Regions from separate parts of the Homo sapiens genome. Here regions 2 and 3 are each linked to region 1. The links are chromatin loops, found by intact Hi-C in ENCODE. Cell type or tissue: Caco-2. All regions are shown on one strand. Links, peaks and the distances in the headings refer to the core of each region. The heading gives the core; the rest is flanking DNA.

Region 1 (7,549 bases), core at 1,465-5,464:
AAGGGCTAGCTATTCCCTTCTGCCATGTGAGAACACAGCAAGAAGTTTCCTGCTTTGAACCAGTAAGTGAGCCATCACCAAATACCAAATATGCCAGTGACTTGATCTTGGACTTTCCAGTCTCCAAAACTTTCAGAAATAAATTTCTATTGTTTATAAGCTACCCAATTTATGGTACTTTGTTATAGCAGCCGAAACAAACAAAGACAAAGAATATGATTCAAAGTTCTCTATATTCACAACCACTAAGTTACTGAAGAAACCCTGGTCTCCTGTGGGGCACCGTAAGCAGCTTAGAACCTGATTTACTGGACCACAGGAATTGCCAAGAGAAACTTTTTTTTCATCTCAAGAATACATTACAACACGCCATGGATTTCCATGAATTAAGGGAATTAAGGAAAATGTCAAACCTAACCTAATAGGGAAAATAACTGTTGGATAATCACGGCTGCTCTTTCTCTTTTGAATGTAGTCAACCCACCCATGCAACAGTAAGAATTATCCTGAGACTAGCTCCTGCAGTCAGCCCGTGACCCTCTCTTGCAATGTCCATGACTCTTTCTTCACCCTCATCCCCTTCTCTACACCAGTTTTATATATTATGCCCCAAATTTGTTTTTGTGACTTGTGTGATTCCTCTTCTCGAATACCCCAATGACTTTCTGCATGTCACATTGTCTTGTATCCAGCAAACCTACAGCTCTGGGTATAAGAAGTTTCTTTCCCAACCTCAGCTCTGCAGATACCAGTCTAAACCCTAGTCCTACTTGTCACCAGGGGCATTCATCAGACAGTTCCCTTTGGGGTTCTAGAACTAAATACTACCAAGACAGTGATTACAATTTGATTAGTGCTCTTACCCAGAAGAGGAGTGGCCAGCCTGTTTTATATGCATAACAATAATAATAATAACTAACACTTCCTTAGCACTTACTATGTTTTGGTGCTTTACATATATGAACTCATTTAATCCATATAAATGAGTATGTATATTTATATTAAATTAAATATATTTATATTAAATATTTATATTTATATTAAATGAGTATTTAATCCATATAAATGAGCACTCTATGGAGATGAGGAAATTGAGGTCCAGAGGGGTTAAGTACATTTCTTAGGTATATATATGTAAATATATACATTTACATATATAGTAAAGAGTGATGTTTCTAGAATTAGAACCCGAAAGATCCACCTTAGCATCTGTGCTCTTAACTACTATACTGTGCCATACATAGCCTCATAAAAATAAGGTAGTTAGTAAAATACATCATTTGACAACTAAAGTATTTGGTCTTATATGTCAAGAAATTTATGGATTGAGAGCCAATTAATTAACTGAGGGTTTGAAATGGCTAGAATTGATGCTCAAAACTGAATAATTACATTTCATAGTTGGGACACTAAAAATCAGTAGCCAGAACTTCACAAAGCTGATGAGTAAAGTAATGATATCAGTATCAATAAACACTTAAAGCAACTTATGACAAATTCAAATGGCAAGAAAATTCTTTATTGTGGTACACAGGGCATACGGTAACATGTAGGTCCAAGTGTGACAGACATCTGTGGGTATATCTGTTAAATCTTTCAAACCAAATTGAGGTAAAGAGAGTGGGTAAATCCACATTTTACAAGGAGGCACTGGCATCAGCCATTATGGGATTCAAAAGCAATGCATCAATAAGGCTTTGCTCTTTCCCTAGATCGTTTGCCAATGGTGGTGTCTAATATTCACTGGGGACCAAGCCCTGGCTCAGTGTTTCTCCGAAAGTTCCTATCAATCAAAAGCACTATAGAAACCTGGGTAATGGTAAGAAAAAAGGCAGGCAAGCCCGAGATAAGACAGTACTCCTCAAGTGAAATTATATCACAAACTTCTACTTACTGAGCAATCACCATACTATCTACTGTCCTCGGTGCTTTACTTCAATGTATTTAATCCTACGAGAAACATGCAAGGGAGATTTGATTATCCCTATTACATGTGAGGAAATTCAGGCTCTTAAGGGACTTACTCAGCCAAGACTCCACAGTTAGTAAGTGTTGAAGTTTGGATCCAAACCCAGTTTTTATGACAGTGAAGCTTATGCTCTTAACCACAAAGCTATTGAGAAATAAATAACCATTGATAATTATGTACAATTCTTTTGCCTTATTTGTCTACAATGCTGAGGCAAAGGAGGTCAAGAATTTCTCTTTTACAATATCCATATCATTGTCTCCTTTCACGACCACTTGGCAGTAGCTGTGTACAATCTTTAAAAATAATCAATTCTTTTAATCTCCATTCCATTCCCTTTACTCTCCCATCTGTAATATATGCCATGTAGGGTAGGCAGACCCTGAGAAGGATTTGCAGAATTAAAAATGCTTCCTGAAATGTCATTGACTTAAGCTACTGTGAGCTGCCTTTATGCGACCCTGGCTAAAACAGATGTAGGCTCTGTGTTCTTTCATGCCATTGACATGTTTTCTAAGAGGCTAGAGAACAGGCAGATTGACTGGTCTAGCATAACTACAGCTTGGGGCAAAGGGAAGTCTTTGACCTTTAGGCAGTCTGTGACTTTATACTGACGTCATGACTGCCACCCAAGTGCACCCCGAATAACATTTTCCCAGGCAAGGTACCGTGGGAAGAAACTAAGCTTTGATAGGTGGCATTGAGAAATGTCCTGAAAACTCTGTAGAGAGAAAATGGCCTCTCAGACTGTTCTGGTGTCTCCATGTAGCCGTCAGAACATGTGTGAGAGCCCAAGGCTATGACAAGCTTATTGTGCAGCTTGGGATAATGCCGTGATTGTGTGGCTATCACCCCCTTAAGATTCATATCACGGGCAGGATGTGAATGTGTCCCAAGCAGAGTTTGACAGCTGTTTCTGAGCTTTCTAAATCAGAGATAGAAAGAGATATTATCTTCATAGCCTCCTTTTCGCATTACATTTCCAAATGGGTGGATTGCCTTTCACGTTACACAACCAATCCCAACAAGTTACTCAGCCTCCCACCTCATGCAGGCCTGCCCAGCCCTGCCTTGCTGGCCACTGCCATCTTTCCATAACCATTTTCCAAGATACTCATAATCCTGTCAATACCCTGAAGACCTGACAGACCCGACATTGCTTTGAAGAATCATTAATGAAGGACAAATATCAGTTACAGGTTAACAGAAGAAGGAACTCAGGCTCTTGGAAATTGAACAACATTGTGTTTCAACAAATAGGAATTATCACAGTTGTCCCACAGGCCATCCACTCATTCAACAAATATTTGCTGAAGATCTCCATGAGCTGGGCCCAATACTACATGCCTGGGGTACCACATTAAGCAATCACATTCCTGTTTCTTAGAGAGCTTGCAGTCTAGTGATGGTAGCAAACTTATATAGAGGCAACCTCACCAGAATGCAATGAGAGTTAAGCAAAGAAAACTACAGCCAACAAATAACTGTGGACCCAGAAATAACAAGTGAGACACATGTATAGATTATTCCCTTCTCTAGGGGCTAAAGCACACAAGAAATATAAACACTGGGTGGGTTTGCCAAATGCAAGAGCTACTCAGCCTTCCTCTCTCTTCTGACACCCATGAGATTTACAACACATGAGTCCACTTCCCAGACAACAGGTTGTACCAAGGGGTGCACTTGACAGAAAGACAACTTTGTAGCCCATACTTAGGTTAGAAAAGAAAATAATATTTTAGAAGGTATGACAACCCTCCCCCTCAAGATATTATATAAGCTAAGCCAATACTCTGTCCCTGTTAGGAAATTTAACTGAGAAACTGAGAATAATTTGTTACTTGGTAGTGGGGCAGGAATGGAAACCACCGCAAGAGAGTATAGCTATTAATACCAAGAGCAAGAATGAGTCCTGCATGGTTTTTCTGAAATCCTGAAATTGTTCTTGAACCCAGAGACTCACCCCCAGGTTTCAGTTTCTGTGAAGCCAGGTTGTCCCGCTGGTCCTACCTCTGGGTCCTAATGAAGTCATGTGGCTCCCTCATCATTAGTCTCAGCAAGTATCCTTTACTTGTGCTAGCCTGAGTTGTCTCTGCTCCTTATAATGAAGGAGCTTACTAGGTAGGCCTAAATGAAAAGAACATGTCTAGATGTCAAATTCAGTCAGTCAGAATTTAAGGCAAAAATGTATTAATTTTTCTGTGAAACCACACAAATATGAATTTTAAAAGTCAATAACCTCCAAATGAAATTTCCTCTGATTACCACCACTTTCCCTCAAAAAAGCCAATATAGAGTGACCTCTGCACCTTTCTCCAAACTCATAAAAACATATGCATACACAGTTATATACAAACATATAAGGTCTTTTTTGGTTTGTTTGTGGACACTTTTTTTCTAAGCATTTATAGTTGTAATGTATTTGTTCAGAGTGCTTTCTGAGGCTATTCAGGAATGGTTTGATGCTGTGAGGGCTCAAAAAAAACTAGATTCTAATTCCAAATTGTCACTAGTTCCCCATGAGATTGCACAGAAATAAATTTAGCCCTTCCTAAATTAGGGTTCCCAACTTTTTATCAAAGACAAGAGGCAATAAAGTAGCCTTGTCCTTGGTACTATGCTAAGTAAATTTTAAAAACTCTATCCTTGTCCTATAGATGCCAACACAGCAAAAAATAATAATAATAAATTTAAAAAAAAATAGTACTGAGCAATAACCTGGGAGTGATAGCGCTATGCTCAAAGGAATATGACTAGAAAGTAACACTTGCAGCCCCTCCCCACCCTCACATACTTGATACAAAGAGACAGAGACAAATACACACCCGACATAAACTACCAGTAGGAGAAATCTTTCCTGGTATTGGCTATATATCTACATGTGACTTGAGCAAATTGCTTAACATCTTGGCACTTAGATTGGTCATAAAATTCAGTTCAGTACATTTTGATAACTACATGTCCCTCTGTGTTAGGTAATAGGTACTGTGAGGAAAAAGATTAGGACAGAATTTCTGCCTTTAAATAGTTTGCAATCTCAATAACAATGGGGCAGCAATGTGAACAACAAAGCGTAACAAAATACTCTCACAGCCAGTACTCTCACAGCCAAAGGCAAAAATGTGGAGCCCCAAAGGAAGAGAAAACTACTTCTGCTCTGGGGCCTTGGAGTTGGGAAGGGTTTAATAGAGGAGGTTTCTGTTCAGCTTGAGTTTGGAAGTCATCTAATAGAGTAAGACAGTTGGATTGCAGAATCTGAGAGAACCCTTCCAGCTCTGCCTTTGAGCTTATGAGACAAAGACATGTGACATACGTTATGCTTTCTTATCCCCACATACACAAAATCAGGATACAGGTATATAGGTAGCATTTTAAAATGGGTATAATATCTAATGAGCAGGACAAGCTCTGCTTGTGTTTTCTCTATAGCGCATCAATCCCTTTCTCACATCTTCCTACCCTCTCATCTTTAAACTACAGTGACTACCTGAGACAAGTGGTAAGCTAAGCTTATCTTAAGTTTCATGCAGCTTCCACTGCATTTTATCCTCTTGCATACTAATGGAGGAGAGATGCTATTGAATCAGAGTGTCTCATTATTAAGAACACAGATAATATAGTTAGGTTTGAGTTTTGGCTTTATTATTTACTGCCTACATGCCTGTGAACAAATTCTCTAACTCCTCAAACCATCAGTGATATCTGGGTTTTTTAAATATAAAATTGAGATAAAATTTAAAATACAGGATTAAATTAAACATTTTTTGTAAGTTTTTGGCTTCTGGAACATGAATAAGATATTAATTAAATGGTTGAGGTTATGATGATGATGATGATGATGGTGATGATAACCTTTTCACACACAATCTCATAGTTCTCCAAGATCCCCAGAAAAGCAGAGATAAATATCAGTAGCTATTCCCCTTCCATTTTATGAATTCTATCCACCTTCTCAGGGTCTAATTCCAGATTTTGCTAACCCATAACATCCACTCCTAGATTCTAATCTAGCCTTGAACAAAAGCTAAATCCTGATTATACTTTGCTTCATCACCTCAATTTCTCAGCCTTAATCCTATTCCCCACCAGCACTGCATAGGGTTCATTCTGGATTTCTATTAGTTGATTCAGAGTTCTATCCCAAGCCCTTTCTTTTCCTGGATCCCTGACCTTAACCTAAATCATCTCTGATTCCATTTCAGTCCTTCCGCCTCTGACACCTTCCTTACCAACATCCATTCACCTGTGCTTGTGTTCTGACTGCCTCCTTACTTGCTCCTGTTAGCCTGCTGATGTTAGTCTTCAAGACCTTCAGGATCCCCAGTAATAGTAACTCTGAAAGTGAAAGTCTATTGCTTAAGTTTTTTCAACTCTGGCTATAATTATTTCCCTAGGTTCTAGTTCCTTATGTGGGCTCGCTAGAAGTTGCTGATAATCTCACAGGAAAACCAATGAGAAAGGAGAAATTTGATCACAGTGGTGAATCAGTACATTCAACCTCCAGAGTAATGGGAATCTAATCAGCCCTCTGAACTTGAATGCCAATTTCATATTTTTAAAGATACTTTTGCTGTGTCTTTAGCTCATTTCCATATCAAAAACACAAACTCTTTTTTAATCCTACTGACCACAATAATAATTTTTGAATTGATAGTCATCTCTTGAGTAACATGTATACCTACACACAAATAATGTGTGTATATACATACACACACATATACACACATACACATAAGTACATGTACACACAAATGTATATACACACAAATGTGTGTATATGTATGTGTGTATATATAATTTACATATGTAATGTATATATTTATATGTATATAGTTTACATAATTTATACATGTATGTAGTATTTATTGCATATAATATACTTAAGTATTATCTTATATATTATTTATATATTCATATATTGTTGATATATATCTATATTAAACTATCTAAAAATGACATATTAATAGCAGTCTTAAAAACAAATTAATAACAAAAATCTACAAAACTTCAACATGAATTCAACTTTTTATCTGAACAGTAGACTCAGAAATGTTTAAGAAAAAATTTAGAAACTTGAATAACAGACATACATATGTAACAAAACCACAACATCAAAATAGTGCCCAGCTTTCAAACCATCTTGTATATTCATGCTGCTGAAGTGCATGCTGACTCTTCTGGGAAGTAGAGTATCATCAAGGCAAAAAGCTAGAAAAGTATGTGTTCCACTTACAGTTTTGTGGCAAGGAGTCTTACATTTAGTTCTTGATTTTCCTTTCCCTCACTGAACCCCACCCTAGCTTCTTTCAGGGTCCATCATTATACTTGCAGATTTTCTTGCCAAGACCTTTTTTTAAGTTCTCAAGAACATAAAAGTTGTTAAAAGTTGGCACACACAGCTTTATACTCCCAAGATAGGAATCAAACGAAGGTGCCAGAAAAAAAGAAAGAAAATTTAAGATACTTCCTCTGGGCAACATGAACTTGGCCTGGTTCTCCTTATTGGGTCTGACTCATAGAATTATATCTCTCAACTCTTTGAGAATGCCTATTGAGAAATGGGTGTGTAAGAAATAGTTA
Region 2 (7,549 bases), core at 2,104-6,103, 100 kb after region 1:
ACAAGAGTCACCTTTGCTCCAGTTCCCAACAAGTTCCTTATTTCCATCTGAGACCACCTCAGCCTGGAGCTTGTTGTTCATATCACTATCAGCATTTTTGTCAAAGACATTCAAGTCTCTAGATAGTTCCAAACTTTTCCACATTTTCCTGTCTTTTTCTGGGCCCTCCAAACTGTTCTAACTCTGCCTGTTACCCAGTTCCAAAGTGGCTTCCACATTTTCGAGTATCTTTTCAGCAACACCCCACTCCTTGTACCAATTTACTGTACTAGTCCGTCTTCATGCTGCTGACAAAGACATACCCAAGACTGGGAAATTTACAAAAGAAAGAAGTTTATTGGACTTACAGTTCCATGTGGCTGGGGAGGCCTCACAAACATGGAAAAAGGTGAAAGGCAAAGGCAAGGAGGAGCAAGTCATGTCTTACATGGATGGCAGCAGGCAAAGAGGAAGTTTGTGTTTTAAAAAGTTGGTTTTTACAACCATCAGATCTCATAACATTCATTCAGTATGATGAGAACAGCACAGGAAAGACCCACCCCCATAATTCAATCACCTCCAACCAGGTTCCTCCCATGATATGTGGCAATTGTGGGAGTTACAATTCAAGATGAGATTTGGGTGGGGACACAGCCAAACCATATCAGGGGGATATTGAAGATGTGAAGTCCAATTCTTCTACTGTCTACTCTGAACTTTTTCACTTCTCTGTGGCCCCAGGTTCTATCCCTGAGGCCACATTTGAGCTCTGCATTGTTATCAATGAAATCTTGGCACTGTATACTTGCTTTTGGTTTTGTGTGGGGAGCAGAAGTAAAGCCAGCTTGCTTCTATGCTGCCATTTTAAAACCAGAAGTTTAAGGTGGTTAATTTTAGTTTTAATTTCTGCACAATTTCTGTTTAATTTTTAAAGAGGTATACATATAATCTAAACTAATCCCAAGAACTAATAAACAAAAGATAATAGAAGACACAGTTACATAAGTAAAACAATAGGATTTTGAATACCAGGAATTCTATTTTTAGTAAAACAAGTAAACAAGCATATTAAAATCCATGCTCTTAAGTCTTTATTAGAGTGTAGGGAGAGAAGATTTGGCAGCATGTTAAGAAGCAGGAAGCAATCATCAAAAAGGATCAACAGAAATAGATGTCTACATTAAGAGCCTTAAGTAAAAGAGACAGGCTGAGGAAGAAGGCAGCATCCTCTCTCTTCATAGCCTAGGTTATGGTAAACAAACATCACTAATACCTCATTAAGAGTTAGCTCCTGGCATCAGGGGTTTTTCCCAAAAGAGTTTAAATTTTAGGGGTTGTTTAAATCCAGAAATCTCTCAGCCTCTTAAGAATTTTTATAATAAATTTTCAACATCTAGGAAACAATTTCTATAGCCTCTAGGAACATATGATGAGTGGGGTTAATTGGGGAACATTCATAGAAAATTCAGAGATTCTCAATGCTCAGTTTATGAAATATAGTGGAAAAAATTAATGCCAAAGTTGTATTTATGTCCTCATCTAGGTCTTTCTTCCTTTTCAGTTTCAAGAGGTTTCTCTGAAGCATCAGACCTGGAAAAGAAATTGACATGGCCTCACAGGACAAAAAAACAAACCTGTCAGGCTTTCAAGGTAGAGCAGCCCTAAAATATCCCCAAGCCTGCAAGCCACCTGCAAGTTTGACTGCCAAGAGACTTGCCCCACTGGCATTCACATCCAATGACCTACCAGTGAGAACACAGTGACAGAAGCTTGCTGGCCTGCCTATAGCTAAAGAGGTGGTTTCCATCCATGGCATCTGCTGCATTGTTAAGCAAAAGCATATGGAGAGGCATGTTTAGAGGGACTGGAGTTATTTATATTCACAATGGAATGTCCCTATATTGGGGTCTTAACATAGCATAGGAAATCCTCTTGTGATGCTATGCTTAAAGTCCCATTTGTTCACATAGATGAGTGAAGAGTCATTTTTACTGAAAAAGTTATGCTAAAATTCAGAACACCATGACAAATTGGATTCATGGAAAAAAGTCTAAGCTATTTTGTGACAGCAGCACTTTCCACGTGTTTTATGTTAATATCCCATGCTGGCAAAGTACTTTGTCCTATTTTTAATATGATTTTTAAAAAGAAAAGTGCCCACTTTCTCTATAAGCTTTATAAAAAAGGCCTCTTTAGACCCTTCTCTCTAAGAAATTGGGTCAATGAAGGAGAATGAAATATTATAAGCACTCTAAGAGGAAAGGGAACATAGCTTACAAATTAATGTCATGATCATTTTATTACATCCACAATTGGTTACAGTAAATGCACGGACTTGCAATACATATATTTGAAAGAAAGATACCTAAACCTTACCTGAAACTTTATTATTGGTTGTTTATAATGCATTTTTCCAATTATTGGAGAAGATATTGATACTTGCTGTGATTGACTCATTTTCTTTTCATGAATGGTAAGTAACATATGTTATTGATAATAAACACATAGTATTGCCCTTTCTCTATTTGTACTATCCAAGTTTGCCATCATCATAACTACTTCATACAGCAGAATTTAGAGAACATGATTGGAGGATGCTGCCTCACTGGGTTCTTCTATTACAGAAGTGGAACTCTGACTATATATAGAGTTCCTTTGAGTGGTTTTCTTCCTGGATAGCTTACTCCTTCATTTTCTCCACCTTAGAAGTTTTAAGTTTATCTGAGAGGTAAGTAAAGAGGAATAAAATATTCAAACAATAATCTCCAAAGACAGGGTATACTTTTCCACCACTCTGCCTTTGCTGTGTTCTTAAGAGTTTTTATTACAGATGACCCTCTCCAATGTCTTCTACTTCACTGAAATCATCCTCATCCTTTAAGGCCATTTCTCTTTGAAATTACAGTCTACTTTGTATGACAGTTAGGTGTATATAGAACTATCTCTTCCAACTAGATTATAAACCTTCAAAGGACAGGATCATATCTGAGTTATCTTTGGGAAGTGAATGAATCCTGTGAGGTAATTCACAGAAAGGCATGGAGGAGAGGAAACACTTTGTGTACAAGGAGGAGTCATATTTGTGTTTGCTTGGCCTTTCTTGGATTATAATCCTGATGAGGTAGTTGCTCATAGGCAACAACTACCTCATTAGGATTATTTAGGAATCCCAGGTAATTAAGGCTGTAGACTAGGACATAAATGTGTTTGGGGTACAAAATATTTAATTATTAATCTCCCTTTATGTCAGTCATTGTATAATAATAGCCAACATTTGTTGAGCTTTTGGTAGATGAGGCACTCTCTAAGAGTTTGATCAGAGTCTCATCTGAATCTCACGAAAACAAAACTATGGAATGTGCACTATTGCTACCTCCTTTCTACAGATGAGGAAACTGAAGATAAATAATGCAAAGCAAAACAGTGGTAGAGGTAGGATCAGACTCCCAAATCCTATATATCAAAATAAAACTGAAAACACCGTATCGAGATGATTTCTAAAAATATATTGTAATAACAAAATGTAATTTAAATATTTAACTAAACTACTTATAATCTACCAGATGATATAATAAACACATTTATCTAAGATAACAGAAGGGAAATAAAAGGTATTATGGGAGGCAGAGGGATTAGTTTTAAAATGGTATATCAAAGGAGATGTCTTCAAAGAGGTAGCAATTGTAAAGGGCAAACAATAGATAAAAAACTACAACACTTTGAAATTGGGAAATGGGGCATTCCAGGGAAATGGAACATAAGACATGCAGATAAGAATACTACAATATGTACTTTTGAAAGCAGTTAGTTCTGCTTGCAGAAGTTTAGGAATTTAGAGGGATAAGTTGGTCTTGAATACCATGCTAAGGAATGTAAACTATTCCACAGGTAATAAGGAGTCACCAAGGTTAAGCTGTGCTTTAAAATAAACTGAAGTGCTTTAAAATAAAATAGATTGGTCTGACACTTGTGTTAAATTGGGTTAACATAAGGAGTGGCTGAAGGTAGGGAAATCATTTAATCCAACTCTCTAGGTAAAAATAATGAGAGGCTGAGTTGTAGTAGGGGACTCCATCTTACAGAAATGAATTCCATCAGTCAATGTACCTAGGAGGAAAGTCGATTCACAGATAATACCAAGGCTTTAACCTGAGTAACTGGTGAATAACATACTTAGTTTGAGAAGAAAATATTATACTAATTTAGTATTTGTTGAATTTAAGGTACCAACTAGACACTCAGGATTCTCTGGCCACTTGGTAAGACTGAATCATTTCAGTAAGCAGTCAGGTGATTGGAGAAAAAGGTACATGAAAGTGACCTGGGGAGAGATGATCATTGAAATCCAGGGAATGACTACATGATGATTTATACTATCATCATGCTAAGAGCATCTTAGCTGTCAGGGGCTCTCCTGAGGTGGTAGTCAAGATGGCAGTTGGGGGTGCAGTCATCTGAGGACTTGCCTGGGCTAACGGCTTCATTTTCAAGAAGCCTCAATGGCATAACTATTGAGTGGAGCCTTAGTTTATTGCAGGTTGACAACAGGCCTTGGCAACTCCCTCCATGAACCATTCATAAGCCTGCAAAAATGTCCTCACCACATGGCAACCAGCTTCCCTCAGAGCAGAAGATCCAAGAAAAAGAAAAAAGTAATAAGAAAGTCCCAGTGCTTTTTGTGCCCTAGTCAGAAGTTGTATACTATCACTTCTACTTTATTTAACTTATTAGATGTGGGGCCTTAAATCCATTCACACTCATGGAGAGGGAGATTAGGCTCTGCCTCTTGAATTGCCTGTTAGACTCTTAACAGCCATCTCAGTTATCAAAGAGAAAAATACATAGCATATATTTGGTTCAGTGCTATCTGCAGTTTCAGACACCCACTGGGGGTATTGAGATGTATACCCCACAGATAAAGGGTAATTACTATAATTCCTCTTCAAAAATTCTGTATCAATCTAACCAAAAGAATCTCATTGCTTTCATTTACCAAGAAATAATGACACCCTGCCCATCAGGAAGCCAAGAGCATCTCAGCTGGCTCAGGGGCTCAGTTTTTTTTCCTTAGTTCACCAATGCTTTTCAATCAGTTGTATAGAATTGCTCTTTAGGATCCAGCTCCTCCCCACAAACTCCTATTTTCCTTTTTTCTCTCATGCCAACAAAAGAATTGCTAGGCCCTGCTTCTATAAGTCTTAGCAGAAGCCATTATCAATCAATCTGAAGTTCAGACAAAACAAGGGTAGCACAGGAAGTACTGTTTTAAGTCTAAAGAATATCTTCTGACTGGACACTAAAAGAAAGGAGGGCCGTGTCCTGTTCCACTATCTGATATATCCCCAGTACCTAAAAAATGTCTGGCACATAGGACCTCATATACAATATTTATTAATGATAGCAACAAATAAAAGTGAGTAGATAAGTGAAATGAATGAAACATCCTCTGTATGCTTTACCTTAAAAGATTGTGACTGATGAATTTGATGCCTTCATTCCCCCACACTTCCCAGGCCACAATACTGCTGCAACTTGTCTCTCTTATGTGTTTTCATCTTAGGGCCAATATCTGTTTATTCATTTTCATATGCTGTTTTATTCATTGTTCATTTACTTTCAAGCAGGTCCATGCAAATGACTGTTTTAGGAGCCATTTTACTCCCAATTAAAAAATAAATTTGTATAATTTCAATTGTGACACCAAGAGAAAAGCATATATAATATTACTGAAAATGTTGGTTTTGTGGTGAAAATAACATAGGTTGTCTGAAAAACAACCAAATCATTGATACAGACTCTCTCAGTAATATAAACCAAATTAGAGCCTCTGTATCTTTTTTTCTATGCAAAAATGGGTTTGATTGATTTGCCAAACAAAGATTTATTGTGTCTTCTATGTGGATATTTAAGAATAAGCAAAATAGATGTGGTTTCTATCCTGTCAGGAAACTCAGTATAGTTTTGCAGCAAGTCACACAAATATACACATTATTACAACTTAATGTCCAACCAAATTAAAATTTTGGAATTAAGAACATGAAAGAAAGAAAATATGATCCAATAAGAAAATACATAGAAAACATATTCTCTCCCCTTACAATTGAAATCTGAAAATGGACTATGTTGACATAAAGCTAGAAACCACTGGTTAGTGAGCACGTAAAGTCACTCAATGCACACTGGATGGTGATAGCACATGCTGTATGTATCACATACAGCATATGCTGTATGTAACACAAATGTATGTACTATTTGTGTTAGAGATTGTCACTTGTTTTAATCAACTGAAAACTAGCTCCATAGAACTCCTATTCATGCCAAAATGGTAGAATATTTGAAACAATATATTCTACATGACTAAATGTTATCTGGAATAACTTGAAAGTAAAATTTAATTATTCTACAGCCACAAAAGGAGACAGTAGAATTCAAATCTTGGTCATTTTAGCGGGGATCAAACCTCACCCCAGAATTAGAAAGGGTCCTGGCAGTACGCAGATGCCACTCTTGAAATGGGTGATTTAAGGAGAGTTTAATAAAGGAGTTAGTTACACCTGGAGTAGGAAAGGTATAAGAAAACATAAAGGAGCATGCAGTATTCCCGAGCTAGGGGCAGTGGGTGTCATTACCCATCAGGCCTGCGGGGGCAAGAGAGTGGTGTGGGGTGGCCATCTGACAGGCTTATGGAAGTAGCTTATGAAAGTATGCTTATGGCTTAGGTAGTAGCTACTACCCAGAAAACCCATGCGGAACCATGAAAATAAGTCTCCCAACTTTACTTTTCTTTAGAACTCATGCTAGTGCTCCCCGTTGTATGAACAGAATGAGAAACTAGAAGAGAAGAAAGATGACATAATTCTTTCTGGCCAGTCTTCTTAGGTACAGAGGTGAAAGGAGAAGTGAGGAGAGTTCATCTGGAGAAGCAATGAAAAGATTCCCAGGAAAGGCAATTAGTTCACTCCTACATCCACTTTGATTCTTTATTCAGACAAGAAGTTGGTCTCCCCAACAAAGTCCCATGAGCTACTTATCATGACCATGTTACTACCTGAAACCTAAATTATAAGCCATTATCAGTTCTTTTTTTCCACAGAAGGTAGTTGGGGAGGTAGTAAAGAAAGGGAGAAAGAAGCAATTAACTGTGTTAGTCTGTTCTCACACTGCTGTGAAGAATTACCTGAGAACGGATAATTTATGAAGAAAAAAGGTTTAATTGGCTGATAGTTCCACAGGGTGCACATGAAGCATGGCTGGGAGACCTCAAGAAATTTACAATAATGGCAGAAGTCAAAGGGAAAGTAAGCACATCTTAACATGGCAGAGCAGGAGAGTGAAAGAGAGAGAGAGAGAGCAAGAGCAACAGTAAAGGGGGAAATACTACAACCTTTCAAACAACCACATCTCATGAGAACTCCATCACAAGAACAGCAAGGAGGAAGCCCACCCCCATTTTTCAATCACACCCAGCTAGGCACCTTCCCTGACACATGGGGATTACAATTTGACATGAGATTTGGGTGGGGACACAGAGCCAAACTATATCACTAACATAAAACAGAATTGCTACAGT
Region 3 (7,549 bases), core at 1,122-5,121, 91 kb before region 1:
AAAAATATCTGCATATAAGTGGACCTCTGCAGTTCAAACCCATGTTTTTCAAGGGTCAAGTGAATATGCTTTAAAATCTACCCAATTGGGCCAGGTGCAGTGGCTCACACCTGTAATCTCAGCACTTTGGGAGTCTGAGGCGGGTGGATCACCTCTTTGAGGTCAAGAGTTCAAAACCTGCCTGGCCAGCATGGCGAAACCCCATCTCTACCAAAAATACGAAAATTGGTCAGGCATGGTGGTGGGCACCTGTAATCCCAGCTACGTAGGAGGCTGAGGCAGGAGAATCACTTGAACCCAGGAGATGGAGGTTGCAGTGAGCCAAGATCGTGCCACTGCACTCCAGCCTGAGTGACAGAGCAAGACCCCATAGCAAAACCAAACAAAAAAAGTACCCAATTGTCCCATTTAAGTTTTAAAGAAAAAGATTAATAATTTAACCTTAGCTAGGCTACTTGCTAACTATTTCAATATGGTACTAAGTAAGCGATACTAAATCTCATATAATGGTCAACACAAGCACAGAATTCATTTATTTGATAAACATTAGCTCATTGATTTCTATATTTTACTAAGATTGTAATGCTTTGCCATCAGTGAACCCTAACCTCTATATAGAAGGATATCAATTTACAACAAATAGAATATGATGTGCAATACCTGTACTAATCATCTGAGGTGCCAAAGCTAACATTTATAATAAAACTGAAATAAGTGGCATCATATTCATTTATTCATTTGCCACTCATTTTCTGAAAACCTTTTACATATATAACTTGACATGGGATACAGCAGAACATTGTAAAGGAAAAAGACATAGTTCTTGCCTTTAAGATCACATTTAATGGGCAAGAAATGAATATAAAATATATAGATGTAACTACGTACATATTTGAGACAGGGTCTCACTCTGTCACCCAGGCTGGAGCACAGTGGTGTGATCATGGCTCACTGCAGCCTTGACCTCCTGGGCTCAAGTGATTCTCTCACCTCTGCCTCCCAAGTAGCTGAGAATACAGGCATGTGCCACCATGCTTAGCTAATTTTTGTATTTTTTGTAGGGAAGGGCTATGTAGCCCAGGCTGGTCTTGAACTCCTGGGCTCAAGTGATCCATCCATCTCAGCCTCTCAAAGTGCTGGGATTGCAGGTGAGAGCCACCGTGCCTGGCTGAAATATTTTAATAATGATAATAATAATGGTTAGAGCAGTCCCTTTAGCTAAAATGGCTCAACACTATTGTTTTCTCCTTCTTCAATGCCTGATGAAGCATGGGTGTCCACCCCCACAAAACACCAGGGACACCACGTATAAGGAGGTAGATCTGAACTTGCTAGCTCCTGCGGCACTGTAGAGTCCCAAACTGCTTCTTATAAATGCAGAAGAGTTGCTCTTTTGGCAGTCCTTAAATGAGAATAATAATTACCTATATTTACTGAAGACACCACATGCCCAATACTGTACTAAGTTCTCAATATGTATTGGGCTTTGGACAAGTAAGTGTTTCCTGAACTGAGGATCCAGTTCTGTGAAAGAAACATTGACTAAAGGATAAGTCAACATTGGCTATTAAGATGGGACATTTTGATCCGCAAGATGCTAATAAGTCATGAAAGGCATCGTTAGAAAGTGTCTGGGTCAGGCACTCATCTGCCTCAAGGCTAGGGAATGGTGTTCTCCCAGGCTCTGTGAGCCTATGAAAGGGGCAAACCAGGCACAGGGGCTCATGCCTGTAATCCGAGCACTTTGGGAGGCGGAGGCAGGCAGATCACCTGAGGTAGGTCAGGAGTTCAAGACCAGCCTGGCCAACATGATGAAACCCTGTCTCTACTAAAAACACAAAATTAACCAGGTGTGGTGGCGGACACCTGTAATCCCAGCTACTCAGGAGCCTGAGGCAGGAGAATCACTTGAACCTGGGAGGCAGAGGTTGCAGTGAGCCGAGATTGCACCACTGCACTCCAGCCTAGGTGACAGAATGAGACTCCGACTCAAAAAAAAAAAAAAAAAAGTGGGGGGGCAAACTGGCAAACCCATATTACTTAGATGAACTACATCTATAGAAATCATTCAAAATAGCGGGGTAGAGAGCAACAGACTCTGACGAGTAGAGGAAAAGTATGAAAACAACAACTTCAAATCTAAAATGTCCTTAGGAGGAAAAAAACACATTTTAATTGGGTTCATGCATAGCCAACATCTCTTATGTCTTTCATTATTCCTTATGTTTTCCTCAGGTTTGAATTCTAACAAAGTGCTAGCTGTTCCTTTTCTTTATTTGCCCAAGAAACATAAACGTGTCTTGATAATCACGTGAAAACACCTTTCAAACACTGTCCCTCTGAAGCCACTTGTCACTGGTGTGAGCTTGTCTCCAACTCGAGGGCTTGGAATATTAGAAACTGCGGTTTGACAAAATTGGACAGCTGCCTTTATCTCAGGGCTGTACAGGCAATGATTTGGCTATGGATTCAGTGAATTTTAGCCTTAGAACTACTTTGCCAGAAATAATAGAAAGATTGGACAATATCTGTGATTTAATACACTCCATTGCCATGTACAGCTAAAACAATCTATGCATATTAATTAAAGTATGAGAGCACTTATTTCTCAAAGGATTTGTGTTCCAAATGATTCCAGTGACTGTGGGATTTACTGCTGTATTCTCATTGTGTTGCCTTGGATTATGAGAAACCTACAATCACAAATGGTGGCTCTTAGAGCTAGGTCATATCTGGACCATGGATGTATTTATGGGTGTGAACAAACACTTACAAAATAAGGAAATGTACAGAAGAGTACAGATTTTGGACTTTCGTTGGGCATTATTGCTCGACAACAACCAGCTGTTGCTGATTATCACTCATTGAACCCAGGGAGTATGATTTCCACTTTGCCAAGACAGCCTACTTACTCCACCACATTGTCTTCCCTTTTAACTTAAATTACCTCCGTACCCATGTTTGCATTTGAGCCTACAATTCAAGGTGTAGATTCTGACATAAAATTCATGACATTTACAGTTTTTGAATGTGGTAAACACGTTGAAAATTAAATTACATTGTACCTGTAGCATAGACGTGACAAAGAAATACAGCAGAAACTTGGAAATGAATACTTACTTTAAAAAAAAAAACCTGGAGTATTCTGGATCTTGGTTTGGCAAATCATATGAGTTCACTCCATTGTCTGTTACTAAATGCACTATGAATGGATACATTGTATTTTAATACATTTGCATGGTGAAATCATAATACCCTAGGCATGTTTGAATTGTGTACACTATACAACTGAGAGCCAATTCCCCCAAGCCATTACATTTAGAGGCTGGTATCTGATCTACTGCATTCTATAGCTTTCATCTATTCTGCATTGATCTGTGCTGAAGAATTTGAAGCTCTTGTCCTCCAAAGCAAGCTGCAGTTTGCATTGTTTCCATTAGATGGCGCAGAAGATTTTTGAGGTACCAAACAAACAAGACCTTCAGAGAGTTCTGCATGTCAACTATGGTGTAAACACCAGCAATTTCAGCTCCACCATGCACATCTTTGTAGAAGGAATCTAATTTAAAGTATTTCCAGGGAGGAGTTATTTTATAACTTATGAACCATTTTTCCTAAATGTACTAATAAGGAGACTATTTCTTTCATAACTGAATTCTACTGTTTTGTGGTTTATTACCCTATTCCTTTCCAAACTTGAGAAAAATAAATAGTTAGACCAAGTATTGCAAAAGATATTGGGGGAGGACACTTATGCAACAGTGAGCCAGATTCAAAGCTAACGCTCAGGATATACGAACCAAATATTTCTTAAAACTTTCCAGTTTTCTATACTTACCAGTTTGCTGTCAGTCCATTACTAGTCATTTTTGTCCAACTGCCTTCTGAGGCTTTTTACTCCCACTAACACTTTATCCTTTTGATAATTTAAGATGGAAAACAGTTTTCAATATCTTGAATACATCCAAATCTAGTCATATCTATGTTCTTCTCTTAATTCAGGTGCCAACCATTCTGACCATTACACACACTCATTTGTGTTTTTCACGGCTTCAGGGTTTGAAGGGCTTTTGGCATTGTTGTTGTTGTTTTAGATTCTAGGGGAAAGTGTCCCACATTAATTTCATTGGAACTTAAAAAAAAAATCAAGAGAGCCCTGCATTTGGTTTTGGTCCATACGTGGAGAACGAATTTGAGACAGAACCATTAAGACGTGTGTTGACCTGGCTTGGATATTATTAATTCTTCACTTTGCATGTGTTGAAAGACTTGGGAGTCCCACAAGACTTCATGCACTGGCCAAAATGCAAGTCAATGTTTTACATAAACAGGAAGAAAATTTGCTACCAGAGCACAGAGCTCAGCACATTTGAACTAAATTCTGTTGAGCTGATAGTAGAAGTGCATGATATTTATAAATTGCCCATATTGTCTAATGTCAGTAATTAACCCAATTGCTTTCCTAAGTGGCCATTTCTATTATTCTTTTCTATACAGTAGTCTAAATGTTAATGCTTCAAAGTCAGGCCCTTCTTGGAAAGCCACAACTTGAACTTAACATACAGCCCTGGTGACAGTGCTAAAAACTAGACTGCTTCAACCATCTCTTCATGGAGAACTGAGCACAGGAAACAAAAGGAAATTATAAGAAAAAAAATGGAGGCAGAGGGGCTACATTTAACTCTGAGTCATTTCCATTTCTTTTAAGGTAGCTTATCAGTGATAAAGAATATGAAGTTCTTGTTTATACACTAGGCAGTCCCCTTTCAAAAGAAATGAAGTTATTCTAAGGTGAATTAAGGACTCAAGGTAAAATATCATGAAAAAATAGTGCAGTGAACAATGAGTCATTGTTCCAGAGCATGTCTTGGATACAGAACAATTAGAAATAAGGGGACTGCAAACTTAGCTGAGAGGTGGCTCACTGGAATTGTAAAAACAGAAGGAGCAAACTCCATGAGAAAGTTATAACATAACTTTAATTTGTGTAAGCCTGCGGATATTAGAACTCTCTTACGACAATGACAAAAGCAGATTTCACTGAGCACAATTAACATAGCCTATCAGTTTAAAGGAACTGAAAATATAACATTAAAGAAATAAGACTAGGAGAAAGAAGACTATTAACATTCTTCCTGAGCACTGAACAGGGCATCAGGAGATCTAGGTTCAGTTCTTATTCTTACTTACATTGCATTAAAATTAGTCTCACTGAAGGCTTCTTTTATTGATTCTGTTTACAGTCTAATATACAGCTGAAGAACAGGTACACAGCATGGTGGCTTTTCTGTCCTTTAGGAAGCTATCAGCAATTTTGTTTCCATTATCCTTCCTTCAAATTCATAGCATGTGAGTACATGTGCACGTGCGCATGCGCGCGCACACACACACACACACACACACACACACACACACACACCGCTATACTGAGAACTCACTTCTCTTGCACAGCATGGATATTCCGGGCTCATCTTTCTAAAATTCTTTGAGCTTTTGATTTTTTATTTTAACAATACTTGATCATTGTGATTGAATACTTTTGACCACATACTATCTGAATAGCATGTGTTCACTTCTAGGTAATAAAAGCTGCGAACTTGATATGACAACAGCACTCACACCAATCCAACAAAACAAAACAATATATCAAAAAATAAAAATACTGATTTCCAAGGAAATGAGCAAGAAGCAAAAAGGCAGGAGTATCAACATAAGTAACGCAAAGTTTGAAAATAAACGATTACTTTGTTATGGGAACCAAGCAATCTAATTTTCACATTTAGTCAATTTGTTATTATTTTCTGTTTAAATCTGAAAAAAAAATGGATTTGATTGGATCAACAAAACCAGGTATTGCTCTTTATCTCTCATTCTAAATTATTTGGTAGATTCTGCTCTTTTTTCGTTCTGGGTTGAAAAACTAATTGTGGAGGGAGAAATTTGGGAGAAAAACTAATCTTTTTCTTGGTTGGTGGAAGGAAATCTCTTGGATAAGAAAGGTATTGTTACCAACCCCATTTGGGTTTGGGTTTTGCTATGAATTGTCTTGCTTAGTACTGGAGATAGGTTTGGACTGCTAGGAAGCACCATCACCTCTGATCTCATTTGTGAACTGTGGTGAAAAGGTGGAAAAGAGCCAGACAGAAGCTCAACTTTTTGGAGAAGAGCAAAGTAGTGACAATAGCACAGTTTTCCTTTTGCTATTAAAGAAAATATCTCCAATTATTTTTTGAGAAACACTTATGTCATACATGTTATAACTGGGTATTCTGGAAGAAATAAAAAGATTATCTATGGGTTTAGAAATCTCTGGATACACCATATCCCTCTATGAGATTCTGAGATTCACAATGTACATTCACATAGTAAAGATCCTGAGAAAAGCTACTGCAAAGAACCCTGGTTAACGGAATGCCTCCAGACTGAATTGGCCAACTAATATCCAACATGATATCTGAGTAACACTGGCTTGAGGCATTAAGGAGGAAGTTGACAAGGTTAAAATGTTAAAAGTTAATTATCTAAAGAATAGTTTTCAATTTAAAAATTGTAAGTAGGTTCTAAGGACAAATCTACTTTCCCTCCATCAGTTCTAATCCTGCATTAGGCAATACTTAGGAGAGCATATAGCAACCACCACAAAATACGGGAAATGGATTTGACTATCCTCTGAGTCCTTGACAAATGATTTCCGTTGGAAAAAAATAGTCACAGTTCAATTTGTTGTCATAAGATAAAGTATAAAAAATAATTTTACTATCAGAACTGAAATTTGTTTCAAACTTCTGGAAGACTCCCTTTTCCATATTTTTGTACTTATTTCTGTGGGTCTTCATCATCACACCCATTACTAAGCTTTCTTTAAAGGAAAGGAATTTTAACTGCCATTAAATCTTACTTTAAAGACGTCTGTGTTTGTGTTACCTTCTTCATAGGTATGTGTACTTTAAGTATTTTATCAGTTATTGTAAACTAAATATTTCTCTCCCTCATAAAGAAGTGTTTTGAAGTAGAAAGAACACATATGGGTCTACTATCAATCTAATTTATTTTTATTTTATAATTTCCTTTTAATATAAAGTTAAGTCATATCTTATTTCTTATAGTTCATAATTTAAAAGAAATGGACTTATGCCATAAATAAGAAATTTTTGTATGGAATGTGTACAGTTCATATGTGTAAAGGTGCATACTCTCATGAAGTGACATTGACAGTAAATGAACAAGGTTGTCATAAATAGATTTTTACCTAGTGAGAAAACTTGCCTAGACAAGCTTTGGCAGCTTGTTCAAATATGTGTATGAGTGACACAGATTTCTCAATTCACCTCTCTGGATTACTTCAGGGCAAATTGTCGGGTGGATGTGCAACAGGAGATCAAGATTATCGATTATCTTTTGTTTTTATTTTCAGCTAGTACTAGCACATTTGAGATTTTTCATTCACCATTTTGCAAAATCTGCTGTGGAAGTGAGGAGAAATATATCAGGTAGAAAGATGGATGCAGGACAAATGCAAGGACACAGGATGAATTGAATAGCTCAAAAC

What was found. Peaks named below come from ENCODE experiments on the same cell type or tissue, not always from the same donor. Only the 100,000 strongest peaks of a DNase experiment are listed, where the experiment ranks them.
Region 2: a loop joins it to region 1, with 9 times the contacts of the local background. A loop is called at or near these places in 2 of 110 quality-filtered maps.
Region 3: a loop joins it to region 1, with 3 times the contacts of the local background. A loop is called at or near these places in 4 of 110 quality-filtered maps.

What each region holds. Positions count from the first base shown.
Region 1 is chr2:147,170,106-147,177,654 of GRCh38, forward strand. No RefSeq gene overlaps it. Among named protein-coding and RNA genes, the nearest start is that of LINC01911, 340 kb to the left of the region's middle. In Caco-2, for the core only: no CTCF peak of the experiment used is centred there; a DNase peak (open chromatin) is centred at 3,286.
Region 2 is chr2:147,269,520-147,277,068 of GRCh38, forward strand. No RefSeq gene overlaps it. Among named protein-coding and RNA genes, the nearest start is that of LINC01911, 440 kb to the left of the region's middle. In Caco-2, for the core only: no CTCF peak of the experiment used is centred there; no DNase peak of the experiment used is centred there.
Region 3 is chr2:147,079,623-147,087,171 of GRCh38, forward strand. No RefSeq gene overlaps it. Among named protein-coding and RNA genes, the nearest start is that of LINC01911, 250 kb to the left of the region's middle. In Caco-2, for the core only: a CTCF peak has its summit at 3,440 (motif pointing right); a DNase peak (open chromatin) is centred at 3,459.